2 separate regions of the Homo sapiens genome follow, and region 1 is linked to region 2. Evidence: chromatin contacts called from ENCODE Hi-C or POLR2A ChIA-PET data. All regions are on one chromosome and are shown on one strand. The core of a region is the stretch at or near the end of the contact, and the rest is flanking DNA. Distances in the headings are between cores, read along the strand shown.

Region 1 (3,094 bases), core at 375-2,874, 43 kb before region 2:
GGGCAGTAGAAAGCCACTCAAGGGTTTAAGAGTGGAAATGCCATAAGTGAGTAAATGAATAAATAAGAGTGAATGAATGAATGAATGAATGAGGCCCATAAAAGAACTTTTTAAAACATTACACAAACACACACACACACACACACACATATACAAACACAAAGGAGCTATGTGTTTATTGCCTTTGTATTCTGTGCAAGCCCAAATACAAGAGAAAGTTAGGTCTGGGACAGATGCAATAACCTGAAGTGACCTCATCTAAGGCTAATTTGGGATGCTTACAGAGGTCACAGGGGTATAGTCATCCCTTCTATGGGCATGAGTGTACAACTGTAAGTGCTGAGCATCATTTTAACAACTATGCCAAAAGAACAGCACAGATCAGAAATACGCACTTACAGGAGAAAATTTGCAAATGGTCGCACTGTTATGTGAGTGAGCACCTGTGGCTTGGGACATAGCCTCCAGAGGAACATAGATTTGAAGGGTGCTGTTGCTCAAACAACTCAGACAATCATGCTTACTGGTGTCAAGGTAGATTATGTAAGCTTCAAGTAACATGTAAATATGCACATATATATTATGTGTAACTAATATGCAAACCCCCATGAAATGTTAAGAGAGGAAAAATAATCTTTTTAAAATTACTATTTTATGTTGTATGAAATCTTAATTATATGTTAGTAAATTAATAAATTGATTATTCCAAGTTGATTTTTTAAGTAGTCAGCAACACTTTGTGGGAGATCTTTTCATTGAGAAGATAAGGGATGACATGACACTTGGGTTAATCTCATATTTATGTATGTGCAACTTACATTGAAACTCACCAGTGTGGTCATTTCTAAGTCAGCTCAACTAATTTTATATGAAAACGCTGGGAGAAATGTCAATGTGGCATCCAGAGTAGACAATGTGTGCTAGACAATCTCTTGCTCTTTTCTGTACCATCTCCTCTACTGCAGAGACTGGAAATGTGGATGCTGCATTTCTCAGCCTCTGTGACCAGCGGGGTTACACAGTAGGTTCTTCAATGAGAGGTGCTCATGCAAGATCTGGAAGACGGGAAAGAAGGAAGAGTCATTATTACCCCTGAAGGGCCATGAGGAGCCAGTACTTTTGCAGGCAGCTGGCATAAGGCTTTAGCACTGATGGGTCTCTGGGCAGCCCCCCATGAACTGCTGATTTCAGTGCTGCAGGATCTGAGATTGCTGGAAACTGTCCCTGCAATTTCTGTAGCTCCTGAGTTCCTAAGCTGTTTGTAGCCGTGGCTTCCCTGACCTTGCAACCCCAGGTCTTCAAATCATTTCAAAGCCTCTACTTCCTGTGTTGTCTCTTCCTCCTTGAGATACTCAGAGTTACTTTAGTTTGCCTGATGGAAGTGTCACTGATACAGATTGTCAGCAGATCTCTCTGATTCAGGCTTCAGCTGCCCCTGGCCTTGGTTCTTGGCCTCTGAGACTCCTCAGCACCACCTGCTCCCCTTTTTAAAAATGTTAGAGTGGCATGAAATGGATCAGTGAACAAAACACAGAGTTCCCCATCATTGCTGGTGTGCCAACGAATACCTCAAGTTCACTAACCACATACGTGATGTGGGGAATCTCCAGGAAGGGGGCCCTGTGGGTCTATGAGTCAGGCCCCACATTGAGACTCTGAAGCCAGAAACCTGAGCTCTTGAAGAGGCTCAGCGCCTTGGGTAACCTCTTCTAACCTCCTCCCCTGGATATATATTTTACCTGGCCCCTCAAAATTGACCTGTGTCTGCAAGCCCAAGGTGAGTGCAATTTTAGTGCCAAAGCAACGCCACCATGGATGTAAGGAGGCTAGGCCTGAAGGCAGAGCAAAAATGAACTTAGAGAAAGTGAGAGCCACAGTCCTTCGCAGACAGCATTGGCTTGGGGCAGGGTTCACTTTTTAGAGGAGGGAACTAGAGCAGTCACTGTCCTTCCAGAAAATACCCTCCCCTGGTGTATTAGTCTGTTTTCACACTGCTGATAAAGACATATCCAAGACTGGGCAATGTACAAAAGAAAGAGTTTTAATGAACTTACAGTGCTGCGTGGCTGGGGAGGCCTCACAATCATGGCAGAAGGTGAAAGGTACGTCTCATGTGGTAGCAGACAAGAGAAGAGAGTTTGTGCAGGGAGACTCCCATTCTCAAAGCCGTCGGATCTCATGAGACTTATTCACCTGGGAAGTCTTTTATTCTTCCTATTGCTGCCGAGTCAGGCGAGGTCTCCCTGTTCTTCCACCCCTCCCTGGCCTGTCATCTACTTAGTGTCGCCGTCTGTCTATACAGCAGTCAGCATTTCCCAAAGCCAGCATGTATTCAAGGGAGCAAGAAATTATCAATTTATTTATATTTTTGTAACTCAACTGAATCTCTATTTGGGGTCTATATTAGTAAAAGCACAGCTTCAGTAGAGGCTATAGAGGTATAGGCTCTTACGACATTGAGTTCCCACAATATTTCCTTAAATAAGAGGGAGGTTTATTTCTCTCACACATCGCAGTCCAGAGCAGGAGGGAGCTCTGCATCTCTCCCTGGAGTGCCCAAGCTGGTGAGATGTCTCTGCCATCCTCGATGTGAGGCTCCCCATCTCTGGCTCTAAGCTGGGTGGCTCAATTGTTGTCATCACATGGTCAAGTGCAATTCTTCTGCCGTAGGTTTGAAATTGCAGACTTTGGAGGGTGAGAGACACATACAGGGTGGGAGAAGAAGCTTCATTGTTAAGTACAAGAAACGAGAGTTGCACACACCACTGTTTTCATATCCCATTTTCCTTGAGACAATGGGTAGAATAGTGGCTCCCAAAGACGTCCTTGACTTAATCTTCAAAACCTTGAATATGTTGCCTTACTTGGCATAAGAGACTTTGCAAAGATGTTTAAGGTTAAGAACCTTGAGATAAGGGGATGATCTTAGATTACCCAGGAGGGCTCAATGTGTTTGTGTGAATCCTTAAACACGGAGAAGGTTTCCTGGCTATAGTCAGTCAGAAAGGCATGTCATGACAGAAAAAGGATCAGAAGAGAGAGAGATGTGAGCTTTGAAGATGGAAGAAAGGGCCATGAGCCAGGGACTGCATGC
Region 2 (3,152 bases), core at 258-2,757:
GAGAATCTGCACCAAGAAGCTCCAGGCCACCCAGCAACCTTGGGACAGTTACATCTGTGCATGTTGATCCCCAGGGCGGGCTCTTTTCTCACTGAAACCATTACTCCAGTGTATTTGACGTAATTCCTACAAAACATGATTTTTATAACTCTGATCAGGGAGCCAATTAATATAACTATTATTTATTGTGACTGCCTAGGCATAAAAACCACACAAATCAAACTGATTCCCCAAATCCACTTGGATCTCCACATTGTTAAGTCACATCCATTACACTGCTTTATAGTCGCATTTGTATTTTTTATTATTAATGCTATCAATACAATATTTATTCACCATGAAATAGCCTTCCACTTGGGAGGGAAATATGTGTACTTGTAAGTGCTCCTAATCATATCAAGCTCTGCACACGCTGGCTGGCGGATTGATGATGACTGGAACACATATTTTTTGAATAACAATAATGATCGCCAGTTATTGAAGTCCTACTAAGCACCAGGCTATGCCTTACATTCATTATCTCTTTAACCTTATCAATAATTATATCTTTCTCAACTTCATTTTACAGAAGGACACACTGAGGCTCAAGAAGGTGATGTAACTTCCCAAACATCCCACAAATAGTCAGTAAGGAACTGAGTCTTTGATCCAAGGACTCCCTGTTTTCACACAATTGCCCAAGTGCCTTCTAGGATCTATGGGGGGAAAGGCCAAAGCCAAGCATTCAAGATTGAAACCAAAACAACACACAAACATATCGCTCACTCTAATTGCGTCTCTTTCCTCATGTATTCTTCACCCAGAAATTGCCATCGTATCCATTTCAGTTTCATGCGAACTAACGCAGGCATCTGGATCACAAAGGCAGTGCGGCAAACTCACCTATGCTCTGCACATTTTGGAGAACATCCCCCTCAGTGATCTCAGGCCACATTTGATGACACCAGCACAGGTTACTAAAAAAGTGTCTTTCTCCCTTCCAGGCAGCAATAAAGGCAGCGTGCGCCATGTTGCTCTGCAAGTTCCCAAGAATTAGTAACATTTGAACAGACAATTTCTTGGTATCACTCCACTTCACCTCTCCCCACACCTCAGCCCTGCCCACCGCCAACCTCTCCGGCCAAACCCACCTCCAGGCAGCACAAATATTATTGACAATGCTAGGTGACAGCAGGAAACAAAACATACACCAATGATGAGGGTTGCCAGATAATGTACAAGATGCCCAGTTAGATTTGAATTTCAGATAAACAAGCATGTTTTTAGCATAACCATGTCCCCAAGAAGTATGATGGGAATTCACATTTAACCAAGCACCCTGTATTTTTATTTGCTCAATCTGGCAATCGTATCAACTACGTTAGAGAGAAAACTTCTACTTTCTCGGCTAAAGCTCCTTTTTTCTCTTGGCCCCTTTCCAGACCACTGCCAGGCCTCAAAGGAAGGGAAGTGGCTAATGTGCTGAGTCAGACCTCAGGACGCCCCTGGTCTGAGCTTCATCAGCCGGTAGAGTTTCTCTGTCGTCATGGCCAGTGTGCAAGCACACGCTTCCCTCCGGCGCTTCCACTTGTCAGGCACTAAGCAGACCAAAGCTGGACCTGCTGGTTTTTTTTAACCTGTTCCAACTCTGCTCTCCTGCACCTGGGTGGGGGACACAGGCAGGCCATCCCCTGCTCACACAGCCATCTTAGACTTAGGAGGGGTCATGGGAAACAAAGGTTTGGAGCCTCCCCTGCAGAGTCCAGCTGCTCTATCAGAGGGCCCGGCACCGGCGATGTCGCAGGACCTGTCATTTGGGTTAGGCACCTGTGGAGAAGGATCAATCCCTCCTCCAAAAACCTCCTCGAGGAGAAGAAATGAGGAATGAACCAGGCCTGAGCTCCGCTGAGCCCTGCTGTCCAGTGACCTGCAAAGGGGCAGCTCTCTGCCCAGAAACCGCAACACACAGGGCCAACCGCTACAGAACCTCAAACAGCCTGATACAGAGCAACATGCACAGGGCTCTGGGTTTCTCTGGAGAGTGGATCATGTGGACAAGATCAATAATCAATGCTTACTGGGGCCAATAGTTAGTGGGGCTGATATAACAAACCCATAAATAACTCTCCTCTGTTCTCTTCCTGAAACCCAACCCGGACCAGCACCAACCAGCTCTTTTCACGCTAGTGAACTGGTTATTCCTACAGATGAGTCCATTGGCATAAGGTCACTGATTTCCTTAAAGAGCATGTGCCCTTGCCATTATTTTCAGTGAGGGACCAATGAGCGGGCTACTTGAAATCTGACCCCAGACTTCAGATGGCCAGGGGCTTACAGGCACAGATCAACGTACAGCAACATTCTTTTTTTTTTTTTTTTTTTTTTGAAACAGAGCCTCGCTCTGTTGCCCAGGCTGGAGTGCAGTGGCTCTATCTCCGCTCACTGCAAGCTCCGCCTCTTGGGTTCACGCCATTCTCCTGCCTCAGCCTCCCGAGTAGCTGGGACTACAGGCACCCACCACCACGCCTGGCTAATTTTAATGTACAGCAACATTCTACCTGTGCTCCCTGATAGCATCTGACCAAAACCTCCTGCTAGCCCTGCACAGGGACAAATCTCTGTGCTGTTCATTTTCTCTTCTCTAAAAAATGGCTTATCCACTATGGAAAATAGTACACAGGTTCCTCAAAAATTAAAAATAGAACTACTACCTGATCCAGCAATCCCACTTCTGGGTATGTATCAAAAAGATTTGAAATTAGGATCTCAAAGGGATCTCTGCACTCCCATGTTCACTGCGGCACTATTTACAGCAGCCAAAATATGGAAACCACCTAAATGTCCATTGATGGATGACTGGATAAAGAAAATGTGGGGCCAGTATAGCAGTTCATGCCTATCATCCCAGCCCTTTGGGAGGTCAAGTTGGGAGGATCACTTGAGCCCAGGAATTGGAGACCAGTCTGGGCAATGTAGGGAGACCCTGTCTTTACAAAAAATAAAAATATTAGCCAGGTGTGGTGGCACATGCCTGTGGTCTCAGCTACTTGGGAGGCTGAGATGGGAGGATCGCTTGGGCCCAGGAGGTCGAGGCTGCAGTAAGGCATGGTTGTGCCACTGCACCCCAGCCTGGGCCACAGAGCAAGACCTTTCCTCATTAAAAAAAAAAATGT

The links. A loop is a pair of places that touch in the nucleus more often than their neighbours do. ChIA-PET counts read pairs that join two places held with the same protein, here RNA polymerase II (POLR2A). Pooled maps may share reads with other maps.
Region 1: a pooled map shows a loop between it and region 2 (2.2-fold over the local background). The contact joins two enhancer-like sites. A Hi-C loop is called at or near these places in 4 of 50 pooled maps. POLR2A ChIA-PET finds 5 or more read pairs at or near these places in 2 of 52 experiments (activated naive CD8-positive, alpha-beta T cell and naive thymus-derived CD4-positive, alpha-beta T cell).

Annotation. Positions count from the first base shown.
Region 1 is chr14:97,119,206-97,122,299 of GRCh38, reverse strand. No RefSeq gene overlaps it. Among named protein-coding and RNA genes, the nearest start is that of LINC02304, 34 kb to the left of the region's middle. Within about 2 kb of position 1,624, at least 2 of the 41 ENCODE cell types and tissues checked have a DNase peak (open chromatin) inside an H3K27ac peak, as active enhancers do.
Region 2 is chr14:97,075,851-97,079,002 of GRCh38, reverse strand. No RefSeq gene overlaps it. Among named protein-coding and RNA genes, the nearest start is that of LINC02304, 77 kb to the left of the region's middle. Within about 2 kb of position 1,507, at least 4 of the 41 ENCODE cell types and tissues checked have a DNase peak (open chromatin) inside an H3K27ac peak, as active enhancers do.